4 separate regions of the Homo sapiens genome follow, and regions 1, 2 and 4 are each linked to region 3. The links are chromatin contacts, found by Hi-C or POLR2A ChIA-PET in ENCODE. All regions are on one chromosome and are shown on one strand. The core of a region is the stretch at or near the end of the contact, and the rest is flanking DNA. Distances in the headings are between cores, read along the strand shown. Region 1 has its middle 160 kb from the start of LINC02225. Region 2 has its middle 100 kb from the start of LINC02101. Region 3 overlaps LINC02225 (long intergenic non-protein coding RNA 2225). Region 4 has its middle 29 kb from the start of LINC02101.

Region 1 (4,525 bases), core at 694-3,193, 150 kb after region 3:
GAGTTGTTATGTAGAATGAACGAATGCATGTTCAAGCAGAGGCTTGGTTTTCTCTCCTTTTCTACTTCTGAATGTGATCTGAATACAGTTCTTAAGTCTAACTTCCTCAGAAGCTTTTTCTATTAGTCAAATTATTTGTTTTTTCTTTATTTATCAAGTACATATTAACTGAACTCCTCAAACATGCCAGGCCCTGAGAAAAGATGTTACAGTTGCTTTCATCCTCAAAATGGAGTTAGAAAAAAAAATGACTTAGGCTATTTCAAAGCATCACGATTAGGATTATGTTAGAAGAAAGCAAAAAGCACCACGCATGCACTTGCAGGGCACCAGCTGGTAGGGAGGTGGTGGACGGTGTCCAGGAAGGCTGTTGTAAGTCCCTGTCACTGTCACTTTGCACTGCCACTAGCCTTTTAGAAATTATTTTGATACTTCATCTGGTTTTGGAAGTAAGTGCTAAAATCTGTTTGGGAATTCATAGCTGAAAGCAGTTGGCAACAGGGCTTTGGAACAAGGCCGGGAAATCACAGCACATCTCTCCTCTTCCTTTGTCAATAGGCTACACAAAGGAGCACTTACAAAACAGTCCTATAAATCACATGTTCTTATGTCTCTAATTGATAATTCATGTGGAATCCAATTGCAGTCAAGTTTGATTCCTTTGTTCTCTTACCTGCAAACATATATCAAAGGATTAATGGCCTTAAAATGGATCTAGGTGCAAAAAAGTCCTGGAAAAATATCTTTGTCTCTCCCTAAATCCCTTCCCTTACTATCTTAAGGGGGCCCCTTTCTTCCTCTTTCTTCTCGTGAACAGATAAATGTCCCTGTGAGATTCGAATTTCCTTTGCCTAGTGAATTACAAAGGGATGAACCTTGAAATGAAGATGTGTCATAGATCACCTGAGCTATGGCATTAAAGAGAAAAGTCAACTTTTAAAAGGAATGAGTGGGATTAAAAAAAGAAAGAAGAAAGGAATTACAGTGTTTCAGGCAGACATCAGATACTTCTCAGGAAAATAGGCATGGAGTTAGTAATCAAAGCTTGAATTTTAACTTTTAAGAGTCTTTTTTGACATAGTGTCTCCCATTCAATCTCAAATAGCTCTAATTAACCGAATGTCGATACTAAAATTTGACTAAATATACCTTGGTCTCCACATCTCTAGACAGCATTCCTGAGAACCACCTACAATTTGAATGGAGTCAAGGAGAGAGAGATACTATGAGAGAACACAATAGGACTGCTTTTTTAAAACATCATCACAAGATGAAAATCAGCCAGGCCTAAAAGAACAATTTTAATATTCCCACTGCCAGGAGAAGAGTTGGTCACTATTTGGTTATTGGGAAAAAAATCCCTAATTCCAAAGGGCTGACTGTAGAGTCTGACCAAGTCTGACCTCTGATTCATCCACCAAACACACAAACCATGAAAAGAAAAACAAGTTTCCATCTTCTGTTACAGAAAAGGGCTCCGGATCCAGACCCCAATAGAGGGTTCTTGGATCTTGTGCAAGAAAGAGTTTAGGGTGAGTCCATACGGTAAAGTGAGAGCAAATTTATTAAGAAAGTAAAGGAATAAAAGAATGGCTACTCCATAGACAGAGCAGCCCTGAGGGCGGCTGGTTGACCATTTTTATGGTTATTTCTTGATGATATGCTAAACAAGGGGTGGATTATTCATGCCTCTCCTTTTTAGAACATATAGGGTAACTTCCTGATGTTGCCATGGCATTTGTAAACTGTCATGGCGCTGGTGGGAGTGTAGCAGTGAGGATGACCAGAGGTACTTCTCCTGGCCATTGTGATTTTGCTGGGTTTTAGCCAGCTTCTTACTGCAACCTGTTTTATCAGCAAGGTCTTTATGACCTGTATCTTGTGCCGACCTCCTATCTCATCCTGTGACTCAGAATGCCTTAACCGTCTGGAATGCAGCCCAGTAGGTTTCAGCCTTATTTTACCCAGCTCCTATTCAAGATGGAGTTGCTCTACTTCACACACCTCTGACACTTCCATTGACTGGGCGATAGGCAACACTTTTCTTTTTCTACAGTAAAAACATGACTTGAAAATGTAAGGATATGTCAGTTCCTTCTCTCGAGGTTGCTGCCAGGCCATACCACAGGTTCTGCTGAACACATTTGTTCATGATCTGCTTACGAGTTTCAAAGTTGGGGAGTCATTTTAAAAAATCATCTGTAATTTACATGCTTTGCCGACATTCCAGAAGGTGTTTTTTTTTCCAGTTAAGAACCATTTTGTCCTTTAGGGCGGTCTCTGAGGGGAGTTTGCTCTGGGTGTTTGTAGCACAGTGCAACTCTGCTATAGTTTCAGAAATCATGGATTGTTTTTCTTCTTGATACGTATCTATAATGACATTTTACTATTTTGCTCTTGATTCAAGGCTATAGCTATTCAATTAAATCTTGAAGTCCCACTTTTATTATCTAAATTTTGGCAACCACAAAAAAACTTCTCTCTACTCACTGTAACCTCCATAGGAAATATAATGCAGAGAATTTATACTTACATGGGAGTCCATGAACAATTAGAGTCTTTCCAACATTTCACCCGAGCATTTCTCCAATAAATTAGTAAAGCTGCCACCCCTTGCCTTCCCTACTGATTTTGGTGAAATTGGAGAGAAAAATTGAGCTCTGCTTTGCACTGGTACCGATCTTTAGCCTCACTTTAATGTCGACAGATGTTTTAGAAGTGCATTCTCCAAGTTGTTAGGAAAATCCTTTTCCCTGAACGCCTGCTGGCAAGTTAAAATTGAACAGTATTCTTTGTCTCTTTCCAATTTAAGTAACAAGTAAAATAACTGTTTTTGTGTCTGGCAGGAATAATTCATCTTCATCACTTCACAAAGAACTCTATCCTTGAACAGCCTGCAGTATGACTATATTGCCAGCAGAAGGGAAACAAGTCAAAGAGCAAAGCAGAAATGTTCCTAGGAAAGATTGCTACTTTTCTATCAAAAATGTGCAATGGCAGAGGTCTCATGAAATGAAAAATACAAATGGTCTAAAAATAAGTAAACACTATCTATCATGCTAAGCCTTTGTGTATCATCCTGCTCAGAGCAAGTAAAATGTAAAATCAATGCTATTGTTGGAATAGGGAAAAATCTCTTGCAGGTGTTGATGAAAACAGAAAGTCCTCTCTGTCTTTCCACTTACCCACCTTAAGTCTCTAAAGTGTCACCTTGATGAAAGCTAAAGGGAAAAACAAGATACAAAAATAACTCAAAAATTGCCACCCTCCACCTGCATCAGTCATTTGGGAAGAAAAGAAAGTGGGAGACTGAAAAAAAAAAACAGATTAAATAGCACAAGATAAACTGAACCCCAGAAAAATGGGAATGTGGAAATAGAGGTATGCTTTGAATTAAAACAAAAGGGAGACTCTGCCCAGATGAAACCAAAAGGTCATCAGTTTAGAGTAGGATTTTTGGTTTCATGATATGTGGCCTAAAATAATGATTATAGTAAAAGCCATATTCAGAAAAATTGTTTATATGAATTTCTTCTGATGGCAGTAGGATTATACTGTGACACTAGACTGATTCTGCAACTTATTCAGTAAACATGGATTAAGCTGTGACACCAAAAGAAATCAAAGGGGCATATGCCAGGCCCTGTGCTAGGCACTAGAAATACAAAGGTGAGTAAGAGAAAGACACCACCCTGAAGAGCCAGCCATTGGGAAAGGAGGAATTCTGAAGTCCGGTAAGCTGATTATATAATATTTCAAAAGAATTATCTAAAGCAGTGGCTCCTCAACTTTAATGTCCATAAGAATCATTTGTGGATCCTGTTAAAAGGGGATCCTGTTATTCAGAAGATGGTGACAAGATCCCCAATGGTGTTGATGTTACGTTGTTGGGCTACATGTTGGGAAGCAAGCCCTAACTCACAATTGATTTCAGCTTTTTCTCCAGTGAGCTCTTTTAGCACATACCCTAATGGCATAGGAATCCAGGAGGGCATTTATTTGACTGTGCTGTGTGTGCTACCCGGGAAGTAAGAGTGGAAGTCTCTGTGGCCTGACTCTGTACACCAAGTCAAGGGAGGCTGCTCTCCACTGCTTCTGAAGCCTTAGGAAATCTACTAAATCTGCTGCAGCAGCAAAGCAGTTTAGTGATGAAAAGGAGCCTCTTGATTGGAAATCTTGCTAAGGGCTAGAGTAGATTTTAAAGTAGATTATAGAATTTCCTTACCTGGGAGTCTAAGAAAAAAAAAAGTGCATAGACTTTTGTCTGCCCTAAAGACGAACATGGTGACTCGGCTTTTTAAAAACTTACCCTACTCTGAAAGTCTAAGAGAAAGAAAGTTTATGAAAGTGAATTTCAGAATTTGTTCAGTACATTCCTATTACAAACATAAAAAGAGTTGGCCTTTGGTCAAATTGAGTGTAAAGATAGTTGGCATATTTAATCAAGATCCTTCCTCTCTAGGTTGACGCCACAGGAGAAAAAATAATCAAAGATTCTGGTATGTTGGCAAAGGTAGCAGGATAA
Region 2 (4,843 bases), core at 2,275-4,774, 130 kb before region 3:
TTGCTGTCCAGGCTGGAGTGCAGTGGCATGATCTCGGGTCACTGCAACCTCCGCCTCCAGGGTTCAAACAATTATCATGCCTCATCCTCCTGAGTAGCTGGGATTACAGGCGTATGCCACCATGCCTGGCTAATTTTTTGTGCTTTTAGTAGAGACAGGGCTTTGCCATGTTGTCTAGGCTGGTCTCAAACTCCTGAGCTCAGGCTATTCACCTGCCTTGGCCTCCCAAAGTGCTAGTAAGCATGAGCCACCGCTCCCAGCTACTAGCTTTTAATTATACATTCCATTTCTATTCTTTTAGTGGTTACATGTATTCTTAAGAAAGTCTAAGTTTAATTACTCTTCCTTTGTCCTAGAACTGACAAAGTTTGTTTTTTTGTTTTGTTTTGTTTTGTTTTGTTTTAAGAAAGAAAATCACATATCACCAGAAGGATAAATTGTGCTTGCTCCTCAATTTTCTGATAATTGTGATACATAGAAAATAATACTTTAGAATTGAGTCCATTATGGACTCTAATCCTTTGTTTTTTGGTGGTGAAGGAGAGAATGGGAGGTGCCTTAGGGGCTTTCTGAGGGAAAGGAGATAGGCACTAGGAGCTCAAAGTTTCAGCAAATCTGTTTAGGGGCTGTAAGAAGAGTATAGTTATTACTCTTTACTTCTCTTTGGTTGGATTATTTTCTCCCCCTCTTGTGCCAGGATAGGAAAAACTTAGAAGGCACAAGTAACTCCCTACAGACTCCCATATGTTTATTAAAGCTCCTGTGATTACCAGGACATGAGGAAGGTCCCATGTGAGCAGATGCAGCAGAGGTCTGACTTCTCTGAGGCATGAGCATAGTCTTTTCTTGGGAAGCCTGACTGCTCTTCACCAAGTCTCACGTAGGCTCTCCTACTGTATTGAGTAACTGGATTTGCTTTTCACGTTCCAAATTCATGTTGTTTTCAGGTCCTCTGTTTCCTGGTTCTCCTCTAGGTCATCATTAGATTCTTGCTCAATTTTCTCTTCTGGCTATTCCTGCCCTGCAGATGGGCTCATCAGCCTGTCCAGCCCCAGGAACATGAGTTTGTTGATATCTCTGCTATTTCTACAGCAACAAATTCCAAACAGAGCCAAGATGATCTCTGGTCAGGGACTCTGCTCTCCATGGAGCACTGACCTCTGGGAAGGATTCTACTGAGTTCTGGTAGCTGGCAGCTCTGTGAGTTCAAGACAGTAATGAAAAAAGAGTCAGAATTGGGATGTGGGACAGGATTCAGAGTTATTGTATATACTTACTCAATGGTTTATTAGTATGCCTTCAATTGCAGGAAACAAAAAACCTGACTAACTGGCATAAGCAAAAGGATATTTATTGATTCATGTCCTCAGAAGTCCTAAACAGAGCTATTTTTAAGTTATACTAATCTAGTGGCTTGAAATAACGTGAAAACTACTGTTTTCTTCCTCCCTTTCCAGTTCCAACTCTTCTGTATCACTTTATTTTGGAAGAACCTTGCCTTATGGTCCTGAGAAAGTTGCCAACGGCTCCCTGAGCTCTATCTTTATTATTTGTGCCCACAGGGAAAAAAAGATTATCCTTGACTCAGCATTCCAAAGAAAAGTTCTAGGGTAGTTGAGGTCATCTGCCCAGTACTGAGACAATCAGTGGGAGCGAGGGGATGAAATGCTCTAATTGGCTTAGTCTACCAGGTGATGCTTCCCTGGGGCAGAAGTACAGTCAAGTTCCATAAATTCCATAAATCCCCAAATCCCAAGAATCAGTGGATGCTAGAAAGGAAAATATTGGTGCTGGCAAAGGTAGCAAAATGTCCACTATGGCTAAATGTGCTTATCCTCTCTTAGTAACTATGGGGTCCAACAATTCATCTCCTTTTTATTTCTGATTTTTTTTAACCATAAGCATATCCTTTTGTGGTTTCTGTGAAAACACTGTCTTGTCAGTCAATGCTTTTTCTCTCTGGCTACCTCCTACAACTACTTCTCCAGAAAAATGAGTTATATCAGAAATAACATGGGATTCCATTAAATGTATATTCTTTTCTTATTATCTGGGAGGCACTGCTTTGATCAAAGAGTCTTAATGGGCAAATATGTATGTACATAAAAGACACTGTGATTTAGAAACTGCAAGATGCTTTCTTTGTTTTATTTGGAATATTTCTCTGTTTTAGGGAAAAGAGTGTCTTAGTCTATTTTGGCTGATATAAAAAAAATACCAAAACTGGGTGGCTTATCAACAACATAAGTATATTTTTCACAGTTCTGGAGGCAGGAAAATCTAAGATCAAGGTGCTGGTAAATTCAGTGTCTGGTGAGGGCCCACTTTCTGGCTCACAGACTGTGCCTTCTTGCTGTGTCTTCACACAGGGGATGGGAGAGAAGAAGGAACTCCCTGGGGCCTTTTTTAAAGGGCATTCATCCCATTCTGCCATTATGACCAAATCACCCCCCAAAGGCCCCACCTCCTATTACCATTACCCTGAAAGCTATCACTTCAACTTATGAATTTTGAGAGAACATAAATATTCAGGCCATAGCAAATAGTTTTATTCTCATTAGAACTTTTGGCATGCTTAATAATGAATTTAGATATAAAATGATAAGTATCAAATCAGCTAATAATTTGTGCTTCTCAACTGTGGTTTATAATTTCTGGAGTATAGGATAGTTTAGGAAATAATACCCATGAGCCTTCCTTCTCACTCTATAGTTGTGCTGTCTTCATGTAAAATAGTATATCTCTACCAAAAGACAGACAGACAGAAAGAGAGAAACTTTTGACTTACTTCTATATAGTTCTTGTATTCTCAAAAGAGAGAGCCACATACTTAGCTCACAACAAACAGGTAAGTCTTGTTCAAGAGTAATTTCAAATAAAATCACATAAAATTTAGTTACAGCAAGACAGAATGCTATCACTAGAGCAAAACACTTGCCAACCCCTACCTTACTTTCACATGGCACACACAGTAGGAACACAGTGAACCAGAACCTTTACTTCAGAAAGCAGCCCCCAGCCAGAGGACAATCACACACCATGGTACCAATCCCAGAGGCATAAATGTGTAAGGTGGACACAAGGTCAAAGAAAAACACTAAAGCACCATAGTCCAGGCAATGGGTCCTCAATAAATCTGAGAGTCCATTTTCTCTATCCATTTATTTCCAACATGAGTGTCAAAATTCAGTTAGGAAGAAAGCATGACAATGTGAATGGAGAGAGAGGAATAGGATTAAAACCCTGGCAAAGAGTCCTTGGCTTGAATTTACCCATGACTGGAATGCTTACAATTTCCAAGCACACTCGTATCTCAGCAGAGGTTGCTAGAGGTGAACCCAGCCCCACAAGTGCTTGTGACACAATTTCTGTCCTATGCACGGCTCTGGGCCAGTCCCCCCAACCCCCATAAATCCTGCATCCATGTCATCACTGCCACTCCAGCTTCCTGCTGGAGAAAGCCCTGGTGACCCAGGAACTCCTCAGCTCTCTGTCCTTGCCATGACTTTGATTGCTGCCGAGTCTTTGGCTTGGCCCAGGCTCAAGAGTTAACAGTTCTTTGGACAGTCTTGGGCCAAAGCCTCAGCTGGAGAGGAAATGTTGGGCTTCATCTTTTGTCACAGATAAGATTTAATGAGTCCAAAGGATGTGTGATTAAAGGAAGTCCACAGGAAGTTGGGCTGAAGCTTTTCTGATGATTGTTTAAAAGGCATTGACCTAGACATTGCAGTAAAAAATAAAATTGAACACATTAAAAAAAAGTCAAAGATTTGGTTCAAAAGTTATAAAGGCAAATCCATTAGGTTTGAGGCTGGAGGAATAGAGAAACAAAAAGAGGAAAGGTTTAAATGGGAATAAAAAATAGTTATTCATAATTAATTACCACAGACCAGGATTTATCAACCAGCCTCTAAGAAGCTAACAATAGTAGTTAGGTAATTATTTTACATAGTGAGGCCTCTAGCCAAAGGTAATAAATTCCATTTTTTAAAAGCAGTGTGCCTTCTTCTTTTCATCTGGGAGGAGATATGATGAGAGGTGAAATTTAGGCTTAGGGAAATAAATGGCTTACAGAGAATTAGTCTCTTAAAAAAACAAATGAATGAATATTTCCTTGCAGGGATTTGAAAACTTAAGAGTCAGAAAGTTAGTCTAATCCATAGATATTATTTTCATGGATGCCTCACCTAAGTATCTGAGAACTAGAGACAATTTGATATTTGTCTTCAAATGGCTGTGTTGCTGCCAGCAACATCAAAGGCCATAATTCTAAGTATGACATCTAGTGAGTGTAGACTTGGTTCTCTCCAGAGCGTTATCATAGGCATGGTGTGGTGAGAGAGAGTAAATTTAGAATCAAGAAACCTTGGATCTGAGATTGGAGCTGATACTTAGGAGTTGTAAGTCCTTGTGAAAGTCACTTTTCTTGCCTGGAAATTGTTTTTTTCCACTTCTCAAATAAAGAAATTGAATTAGACATTTTTCAAGAAATATTCTTGCTCTAAAAGTTAACTCTCTAAGACATTTAACCGCAATTGGTAGTTGATGTTGCAGTTTTATTTAGTTGGTTAGATGACCTAGTCATATTATCTATCTAAAAGGCAATTCCTATTAAACATCCTAAATGTCTAAGCATGTGTTAGACATATTATATGCATTTTAAGAGAAATGTAATTGTTGAAATTCTCTAAGGTAAACTTTATGACTCTGCCTTAATTCAGGCTTCTTATAACAGTTATACCATAAACTGGGTGGCTTAAACAACAGAAATCTATTTCACATAGTTCTGGAGCCTGGGAAGGCTAAGATGAAGGTGCTGACAGATGTGGTGTTGTGAGGGTCT
Region 3 (5,193 bases), core at 2,457-4,956:
TATCATCTCTTTCCTTTCACTGGAATTTAATTCCATGAACTGAGCATTTGGTCCATTTTGTTCTTTGGTGAATCTTAAGTGCCTGGGGCATAGTAGGTACCCAGCAAATATTTGTTAAATGAATGAGAGATTCAGTGAATTAATAAATAAATTCAATGGCCCATCAGAGAACAGAATGATTCAGCTCTTACATAGAAACAAAATGTATTTTCATGGACATGAAAAATGTTGTAAATCATGTGATTTTCTTTTGCCTCCCTTAAAATTTTTCAGCAGTATCTAATGATATAAAAAGTGTTGGGATATTTCAGTGGAATGATTGAAACAACATATCTGTACCTATCTACCTGTGTTGGCATAGTAAAGCATAGCAGATAAGGGAGTTTTAGTTCTGGGTGTGAATCCATCTCTACTACTCACTAGTCATTACTTTCGGGTGGAAGTTACTTAGTTTCTCATAGGCTCCACCTCATCATTTCTAAAAGAGACTTTAATAAACTGCTATCTAAAGCACTTGGTGCCTGTCACATAGTAAGCTTTTGGTGGATGATAGTTATTATTATTATTTATTTATTTATTTATTTTTGCAAGACAGAGTCTCACTCTGTTGCCCAGGCTGGAGTTCAGTGTTGTGATCTCAGCTCACTGCAACCTCCGCCTCCCAGGTTCAAGCGATTCTCCTGCCTCAGCCTCCCGAGTAGCTGAGACTACAGGCTTGTGCCACCACACCCAGCTAATTTTTGTACTTTTAGTAGAGATAGGGTTTCACCATGTTGGCCAGACTGGTCTCAAACTCCTGACCTCAGGTGATCCACCTGCCTTGACCTCTCAAAAAGCTGGGATTACAGGTGTGAGCCACCGTGTCCAGCCAATATAATATTATTTTGACTTCCATACTATATTTATTCCCATAACCTCTAATCACATTTTAAAGGTGAAGAATAGATTAAAAAATATTAAATTAACAATATCAAGGATTTATCATGGGATATTAGAATAGAAGATGAGAGGACAATGAAATAGTAAAGGAACCATGTTGACATTGCAAGCCCAAGCCGTTTCTACAATAAGAGACTCACAAGAATCACAAATTTATAACTACAGCATTCCAAAATGGCATAATGCAAATATTTTCCATACAGTACAAAGAAGTTATGTATCACATTTGATAAATTCCTTGTTATGACATTGTTAGTGTCCAAAAGGTTATACCTCTGTATTTGGCAATATTATTGAGGAACTACAGGAAAACTAAAGATATCACAAATTTACAAATGAGAAATAAGTATCTAGACTGCACATAAGTAACATTAGATAACTACATATTTCTGCACGTCAACCTGTGATGGATGCTGTAATGTCACCTAGAGTCCCCTTTAGGACTGAAGTACTCATTCCCTTAGTGACTAGGAGCATTGCTGAGGGACAACCTCCCCTGTCAGCCACTTCCACGATTATCTCTACTGAAGAGAGCCACCTTGCCCAAGGTCAGGTCGCCTTCCCAGGTGACCCACAACCAATGACTAATCTGCATGGGAGTTTACTATCCCAGCCATTCCACCTCAACTCAGATCAGCTCTGAAGGGTCATTTATCTTCTGAGTTTCCCTATGATAGGCAAGGGTGCCCATAGTGACTGTATCACATTTCCTCTTCCTCCTGTCTCCAGCCCTGCTTCCTTCCTTTCCCTTGCATAGGGGCTGTTCCCAGGGACACTCCACAGTAAACTTCCTGCATGGCAAACTCCATCTCAGAGCTGGCTTTCTGGGAACCTGAGACACAGCTCTTTCTTTTGAAATTTAAAATTTAAATTACAAATTCAGATAACTTGAGTAGAGAATGCCAAGCATCTGTGTTTTCGACTGAGTGACTGGGTGGTTTTTTACTTTTTAACTAAATAGGTAGGGTAGCAGAGTTATATCCACCTACTTGCTTTTTATTTTTCTGAAAGTTAGAGAGACTTGCAAATCTCAAGAAAGAAAAATATCCTGTCAACTGCCTTGTCTTAAAGCATAGCACCTGACAATATCATCGGGGACTTTTGGGGTGTGTCATTTTAAAGTTAAATGAATTACTACTGAAGTCAGTCTTACTCAACAGCAGGTCAATTCACTGCATTACATCACAATATCCAAAAATCATAATTGGCTTTTGGTAACCGATATTCTTGTTAGAAAGATAGTTCTATAACATGCTATAATGAATGCATACACTGTTCAAGTTTAAATATACAGGTTAGGAAATACAGCAGCTAGAAGTATCTTTTAATATGGCTACAGTGTATTTTTAATATGGAAGAAATACAATGACCAGAATTCTTTAGTATTTATGAAGTTCTGCAAACAATTGCTCAGTTTAAAGGTTTTTTATGCATTCTACATATAGAAATCCCCTCTTCATTTAAAATAATTCAAGTAGCTAAAGATGTTATCAAAGATTGCATTTTTGACTGTTCATTTCTTAGGTTATGGCACTTGCTGTAGAGTTAACTAAAATATATTGGATACGCAATTTAAAATATGTAAAGAAAAATTACTCAGTATTACATTCAATGATATGCTAGATATGTTTTTAAATGAGAAAAGATTTTAAAATGCTAGCATAAGAATTGAACATTTCTTTGTAAATGCAAAGCCATAGTTTTACTTCATATGAAAAAAATGTCTTGCTGCTTTTGTTGTCTACAGCCCACCATGGAATAAGACAATATTTATCAATTAGGCTGATCAAGTGCTTTTTCTTAAAAAAAACAAACACCCAACTTATAATTTATTTTGTTATGGTCAAATGGTATATTTTATAGATAGATCCTGATAAAGTAATAATTCTCAGATTAAAATCCAGACTTGTTTTTGCAATTTGGAACATTCTGAGAAGACTAGTTGCTACTTACTTCAAATTCTCTTACCTTTGTAGGTGGAATCAGATCTCAGTGATGAGACTCACATGAAAGAAACAGCTTAATCTTAACCTGTATCCTGTAAGTTTAAAATTAAACTATCATTAACCATCAAAATATGGCACTCCTGTAGACAAACTCACATCTATAACTTCCCAAATAAGCAATATATGCCCAATGCAGTATTCTAGCTCTGCAAAACCGTGTTAAATTACACTGACCTCTCTTGTTTCACTGATAAATCAATAGCCTTAAGATGGTGACATTTAAAACCAGTTGAATTATCAAGATTGAAGTAGAGACTGTGGTTCTCTTGGTATCACCACATTATAGCAGCATGACTACTTTGGCATTATTTTAATTTTCTGAGTATATTTTCCCTATTTGGAAAATGAAAATTACTTTGCAGGGTGTCAGGAGAATAAAATGAAACTAGGCAGGTAATTCACCCAGTACGGTGGCTGGGATATAGAGGTCCTCAATAAATGTAACTGTTAAGTGCAGAAGCAGAAGTGGAGGCTGGTGGAATTAAGTGAGCAGGAAGATGGTCAGCTGCAGAATCAAGGTCTGCTTTCTGGACCTGGTGCAGAGCTCCACCTACTGTAGTTGACCTTCCTCTCCAGTGCAGGTTGGAGAGTGAGAGCAGCAGTACAGTGCTGAGGCTAGGCCTCCTACAACTCTGGTACAGCACCAAGCATTTGAATCGTTTTGATTATTCCACACCAACCTTTGGGCATTCTGTACTCACATGTGCTCTCGCCCATTTGTGGTCAGTCAGGGCATGCCTGTGGAATTCCTTTTCCCGTAACAGTTGACTCATGGCAAAGCGCGCTTCATTTGTCAGGTTGCAGGAGAGAAAATTCCAATCATGCTCCAACTTGCAGGGTGGCCTCAGACCCTGGAGGTGAACTGCCCCTCAGAGCACACTGACTTTCGTCTACCCTCCCTTCAAGTCATCTCACCACTTCCTACTCAACCTTCACATATAACACAAATGCTACCTTCTCTGTAGCCTTCACTGACCTGTGTCATCAGTGACAATTGAGAAAACTCCACCTGTGACCTCATGTGACACTGTACATACTGTATCTTTACTATATGACAATTCTAATGTAGTCTTCTGATTACTTGCTCGTGTAACTGTCAGCCTCTACAATAGTTTTTACATCAATCCCTTTAAAGATTGTTCTAAATCTTGGATTTTTCTCATAGTTAAAGCACACACACATCTTAGGAGGATTACAGACATCTTGAAGTAGTCGTTCACTTTTAGGAATCTGTGGATCCAATGTTAGGAACTCCCACTCAAGCCCTGTATATCATCATTTGTGTTTTCTTTGCAAATCACAGCGACTGGAGCAGCATAGGCATTTGAAAAACAAATGAATAAATGAATGAACAAATGACAGTCTACCTAAAAGAATGACAAGATTTGTCCTAAAAATGAATGCAAAAGGATCTACAATTGCCCCAGAGAAAACTGGGTATTAGAGGGCCTCTGGAGAAACTGATCAACTCGTGGTGGCAATACATTCCAAAAAAGGCTTTATAGATTCATTGATCTGATCCGATTTTGATTCTCTTTCTAATGCTGCTGTGTAGTGAAGACCATGGATAGAGGGCAAAATTAGTTACACTCAGTTTCTGAAATACAAGCTATCACAATTTTTCACAGGGGCACAGGTTAAATGAGGGGAGATTATTTTCCCTTTTGGTCCTCTGTTTCTACTGCAGACTATTCAAAGGCAAATGGAGATTAATGTGTTTTGCGTTTTTGGAAAAACGGTGAAACTTCATCTACCAGTCTCTCCTTACAGATGTATCCCATCTGTTTCTGTTGCATGGGATTACAGCTATAGGCCTGGCATTGAAGGTGGTATGCACCCGGAGGGCTACCATCCTTCACATATAGGGGGCTGCAGTAAAAGGCTGGGGCATGGTGGGGCACAGGGAGCACTTTGTTCAGCTTCACAATAATGCCTAAAAGCTCTCAGACTGCGAGTAAACTCATTCTCCCTCATACCTGTCAGGAGAAGCTCTCAAACACTGAGAATTGAGGCTGGCCTCCAAATATCAGTATGAACAGCCCCTTAGAGAAGGGGCCTTTCAATCTATAAAAATCTCTATTTTGTCTTTTGTATGCCATAGCTTTAAGACACAGAAATTATTTCCTCTTCAGTGTTTCACAATATACCTACTTGAATAAGCCTCAATTTGCTTTAAAAAAAAATGAGAGAGAGAAAGATTATACAGAATTATTTTCCTTTGATGGTAAAGTCCACCTTCTCCCAGGGG
Region 4 (4,658 bases), core at 235-2,734, 200 kb before region 3:
CTCTATCTCCTGGGCATCATACCACGTCTCTGGGGCAAAGAAATTGGTTGGTAAATTGCTGCTATATGTTCTCTTTTGAAAGGTTGGAAGAATAGGGGATTTTAGGAGAGCACTGGAAACTCATGAGGACAGAAACCATTTGGCGCTTCAGGCACAGTGCCTGGTACAGAGGAGACGCTGCTCAAGGATGCTCATTTACTGCCTGATAGTCCCTGCCTTGGGCTCTAAAGGATCTAAAGGGCACCACACAGTCTCTGCCCTCAAGAGCTGATGGGGACACAGATAAATAAACAGGGAATTATGTCAAGTTGTCATGGCCTAAAGACATTGTATAAGCACACTCAAGTGAGCACCTGGGTCAGTAAAGTCTTCTCAGAAAGTTCCATCTAGGTGAGGTCTAAAGAATAAATAAAAGGTATCCAGAGACTGTAGGAGAGAACCCTTGAGGACAGTGCTTTATAAAATTGGAAGCACCTAGAGAACTTTAAAAAAAGTACTGATGCTTGAGTCCCATGCTTAGAGATTCCGATGTAATGGCTTTGAATGTAGGCGAGCATTGGGATTTTAAATGTTTCCAGGTGAATTTAATGTGCAGCCAAGGGTGAGAACCTGAGCTGGTGACTCTTGATACAGGCTGGGTTTTAAACCTGGGAAACTTTCAGTCTACCCCAGAGATTCCCAAGCAGTTTGTCAGGGACACAGGTATCTCAAATGATTCTCTGCGGTTGAGAATCACTGCCTTAGGTGTTACTGGTAGCGCGTGCAAGGGTTAGAAACAGAAAATGTGACCAATTCTATGGTTGGGATGTAAGGAGCAAAAGTAGACTATAAAAGAGAGGGAGGGCCTAGATTATGAGGAAGCTGTTAGCCAAATTATTATATTTGACCTTAATTTGAGGGATGATACATAGTGAGTGAAATGTTTAAGAAAAGGAAGTGGCAATGTAACATTTGCTTCCAAGACTGGATGCAGGAAGGAAGGCCAGGAGTGCCTTTGGTTGGAAGAAATTCAGGAGCAGAACAATGAAGATTTGGGATGTTGGACAGGGGACCCAGATATTTTTGGCTCCAATCTCTTTACTTTCAGAGGGAAATTTGGAAAATCAACTTAGTTTTTCTGTTCTTATTTAAGTGCTCTAAGGTAAAGAAAAGCATCATTTGTCATCCTCCACAGGACCTCCTACAGGATGGTAGCAGGTAAGGAAGAGGCTGTCTGGAAAGCTCCTGAAGTGGAGGAGCCCACAGCCCTCCAGAAGAGCCCATGGCCTCCAAGGGAGAGTGGGCAATCAAGACAGACTGAGATGTTACAGAACTGACATGCAAGAACTGCATTAAACATTCTCCTGGTGTGCACTTAGTTGTAAAGAATATCTTTGTCCTCCTTGTATTTACTCTTGTAAACTTGGCTCCCAGGGTTTCTCTCCTTGGGATTGTTCAGGAAAAAAAGAGGACATGAGAAAGGATGCTCATGGCACTCTGTCTTTCCTTGGCCATTGCTCAAGCTGAGAAAATAGCCCTGAGCCTTTTATGACTCAGAAGTTTGAGGAAAGAGAAGGTGGCCGCTCATGGGAAAATGATGACTTGTCATCACTCAGCAAAACATGTCATAAGAATAGAGCGTGAGGAACACCTGCACACATCCTGTACACATCCTTCCTGTGGGCGCTGCCGCTCGTGAGCCTGCTGAAATCAGCATAAGCCAACTCAAGAGGCTATCTTTGCCTTCCCTTAAGTTACAGCTGAGAAATGTCACAGTGGCTTGGCATGCAAGGTGACTGATGCTGCTGAAATAAGCCTGTGGGCTCTTTCAAAGCCTCGTCCCATGAAATTAATATTAAGTAATTACATATTAAAGGATTTCAATAACTTTTATGAAAATTGAGAAACTTGCATCAGTATGAAGATGCATCTGCTGAGAAAAGAGTCCTTGTGGTCCTCAGGTGCAGGATTCATTGTGTTCTAAGGGAGGCCAATAGAGTCAGGAAGGACCTCCATTGCCAGCGCTATGGAAGCCTGGTCCAGATTTTCCAGATGGATGAGACCCACTAGCTCTTTGCATTAAGGTTTTAGCATGGCTCTTGGCTTTTCACACTTACGTAAAACTTCTATTAGGTCAAAAGACAGAGTGCCTTGCCCTTTTAATGACTCAGTTAACAATAACTGATGCCGTTTATTGATCTTCATGCCATGTGCTTTGAAAACATTACTTCACTAATCTTTCCAACAATCCTGCAAGTTACTATTATTATTTCCAGTCTTTTTTTGCTGAGACTGAGACATGGAGAGGTTGAGATTTCTTCTACAATTGTAGGCTTTCGTCTACAATTAATTAGCTTTCCTACAGCAACTCTGTATCTCTTTTCTCCTGGAAACCAAGTCCCCGGAACCCAAGGCTAGAATAGAATTTAAGTAAAAATGTACTGTTCACAGAATTAACCCCTTCCCCAGTACCCAGCTTTACCTAAAAGTAGTCATCCCTTCATTGATTCACAGGCGATGTAATGACCAACATCTTTGATTCAGACAATGGGATGCAGTGATTAACTTGGTAGTTTCCCTGCTCCCATAGAATTTGTTGTCTGGTTTGGGTAAGACAGTAAAAAAAAAAGTTAAATAAATATTTGAGACACATTTGGAGTGATAAATGCTGTGAAGGCAAACAGAAAAAGAGGAAAGGATAGAAAGTGATTTTGGTGAGGAGAAAGGATGAACTGGGTGGTGAAGAAAGGCTTCCCTGATGAATTCCATTTGAGCTAGGGAAGGACTGATGAGAAGGAACCAGCACGTGAATGACTCTGGAGAGAGCATTCTAAAGAGAGGAAACGGCGTGTGCAAAGGCATGGAGACAGGAAGGATTTAATGATTGTGCACCTGCTGCTTTCTCTCCTCTGAGTGGTTTATTCCTTGTTATGATAAAGGAGTGCCCAGATCATCAAGAGTGAGAACTGTTTCCCTGTATCTTGGGGGTCTTAGCTATAAAATATGGAGGTGTGGATGTCAACCTAAAGTTATCCTTTAACGCTACTCTCTTAGGACTCTGTGGACCTTCCTGTAAATGACGCCCTAAACAGCCACCTCCACCCCCACCCTCACCCCTACTTGCTGGCCAGTCAGGGCATGCCTGCTCATGCTTGAGTTCTCAAAGAGAATATGCAACACACTCCATGAGCCTCTCTATAAACAAAAATAACTAATTTCACTTTGAGTTGTTTAATGAGTGAAAGGAAATGACCTACTTAACTTCGTATAATTTTGCCATGACAAATGATTTTAGTCACTTCATAAAGTAGAATGCTTTGAGTTCTACTTGAGTTTTGATTACATTTAGGTAAAAGTTGGGGGAAAAACAGGTAGCTAGGTAGCTAGATAGATTGGATGGATGGAAGGATGGATGGATTGATGGATGGATGGATGGACAGACAGACACATGGATGGATAGATAGATAGATAGATAGATAGATAGATAGATAGATAGATAGACAGACATGTTGAAACAATGACTCCAGGTCTTCTCTGTGACACTTCATTTTCAGTCTGAAAAGCACTGTCATGCATATTATCTCATACGTGCATCATGACAAGCTCGAGGCCAAGGCAGGTGGATACTGTGTGTTGCTCTACCCATATTCTCCTCCTCTATCTTGAGGAAGCTAAGGCTCAGACACAGATAGTGCCCTTTCAGGTTTCACAGCTAGTAGGGGCTGAAGCTGAGATTAGAACCCAGGGCTTCACAGCTTCTTAAACTACAATGGTCAACTCTGCTTTCTAAGTTTGCTATCAATAATGCCTCTGCTGGGCAGCATGGAAAGTCACCTACATAGCACAGGTCTTCTCACACAACCAGGCCTGCTCTGTCACTATGCAGGGCCTTTGCATTTTTCCCTCCCCTCTGCAGTAAAACTTTTCCCCACCCTTGACCCAGGGCTGGCACCTTCCCCTCTCCTAGGTTTCCAGCTCAAGATTACCTTTCTAGAGAAGACTTTTGGGACTCTCCTTCTCCAAAGTGGCCTCCCATCTCCTCACCCCACCTAGTCATGTTTTGTTACATTGCCCTATTTATTTCCTGTGTGGTACTTACTGTATTTATGGAGTTGCCTCACATGAGTGTTTGCTAACTTACTTCTTGGCTGGCTCGTCCACAACATAGCAATCTCCATAAGGGAAGGAGCTCTCTACCCTCAGCATTTGTAGCAGTGCCTGGCACATAACAGGTGTGCAATAAAGACTAGCCAGGGAAACAGGGAAAGCACTATTATTTAAGGTCACTCTAAGGCTTATGAAGAGGAAAGGAGGGAATTGCATGTCCTGGCTTACCCTTGTCTTACTCTCTATGTGATCTTGAAACATTTTAACCTGTTATGAACTGAACTGTGCCACAACCCGCAACCAAAAAAAAAAAAAAAAAAAAAAATCATGTGTTGAAGTCCTAATCCCTAAAACCCTAGAATATGACTGTATTTGGAGAGAGGGCCTTTAAAGAGGTGATTAAAGTTAAATGAGGTAACTAGGGTAGATCTACTCCATTATGACTGGTGTCCTAGTAGAAAGAGGAAACTTGGACACAGATACACAGGGAAAACTTTGACACAGATACACAAGTCAAAGAGAGAGGCCTCAGAAGAAGCCAACTGTGCCAATATCTTGATGGGGCTTCCAGC

Evidence for each region. A loop is a pair of places that touch in the nucleus more often than their neighbours do. ChIA-PET counts read pairs that join two places held with the same protein, here RNA polymerase II (POLR2A). Pooled maps may share reads with other maps.
Region 1: a loop to region 3 is called in a map of PC-9, with 9 times the contacts of the local background. The contact joins two enhancer-like sites. A Hi-C loop is called at or near these places in 1 of 168 maps with a recorded cell type or tissue (PC-9). POLR2A ChIA-PET finds 5 or more read pairs at or near these places in 2 of 52 experiments (BJ and PC-9).
Region 2: a loop to region 3 is called in a map of MCF 10A, with 2.4 times the contacts of the local background. The contact joins two enhancer-like sites. A Hi-C loop is called at or near these places in 2 of 168 maps with a recorded cell type or tissue (MCF 10A and PC-9) and 3 of 50 pooled maps. POLR2A ChIA-PET finds 5 or more read pairs at or near these places in 2 of 52 experiments (MCF 10A and OCI-LY7).
Region 4: a loop to region 3 is called in a pooled map, with 6 times the contacts of the local background. The contact joins two enhancer-like sites. A Hi-C loop is called at or near these places in 2 of 50 pooled maps. POLR2A ChIA-PET finds 5 or more read pairs at or near these places in 2 of 52 experiments (BJ and MCF 10A).

The regions. Positions count from the first base shown.
Region 1 is chr5:57,732,814-57,737,338 of GRCh38, reverse strand. No RefSeq gene overlaps it. Among named protein-coding and RNA genes, the nearest start is that of LINC02225, 160 kb to the left of the region's middle. RefSeq lists an enhancer at 1,124-2,323. Within about 2 kb of position 1,943, at least 8 of the 41 ENCODE cell types and tissues checked have a DNase peak (open chromatin) inside an H3K27ac peak, as active enhancers do; they include PC-9, where a contact is called at or near this core.
Region 2 is chr5:58,018,437-58,023,279 of GRCh38, reverse strand. No RefSeq gene overlaps it. Among named protein-coding and RNA genes, the nearest start is that of LINC02101, 100 kb to the left of the region's middle. Within about 2 kb of position 3,524, at least 4 of the 41 ENCODE cell types and tissues checked have a DNase peak (open chromatin) inside an H3K27ac peak, as active enhancers do.
Region 3 is chr5:57,888,149-57,893,341 of GRCh38, reverse strand. LINC02225 (long intergenic non-protein coding RNA 2225) reads left to right here. Exons shown (of 3, transcript NR_109900.1): 3 at 2,916-3,011. Among named protein-coding and RNA genes, the nearest start is that of LINC02225, 8.4 kb to the left of the region's middle. Within about 2 kb of position 3,706, at least 6 of the 41 ENCODE cell types and tissues checked have a DNase peak (open chromatin) inside an H3K27ac peak, as active enhancers do; they include PC-9, where a contact is called at or near this core.
Region 4 is chr5:58,091,142-58,095,799 of GRCh38, reverse strand. No RefSeq gene overlaps it. Among named protein-coding and RNA genes, the nearest start is that of LINC02101, 29 kb to the left of the region's middle. Within about 2 kb of position 1,484, at least 2 of the 41 ENCODE cell types and tissues checked have a DNase peak (open chromatin) inside an H3K27ac peak, as active enhancers do.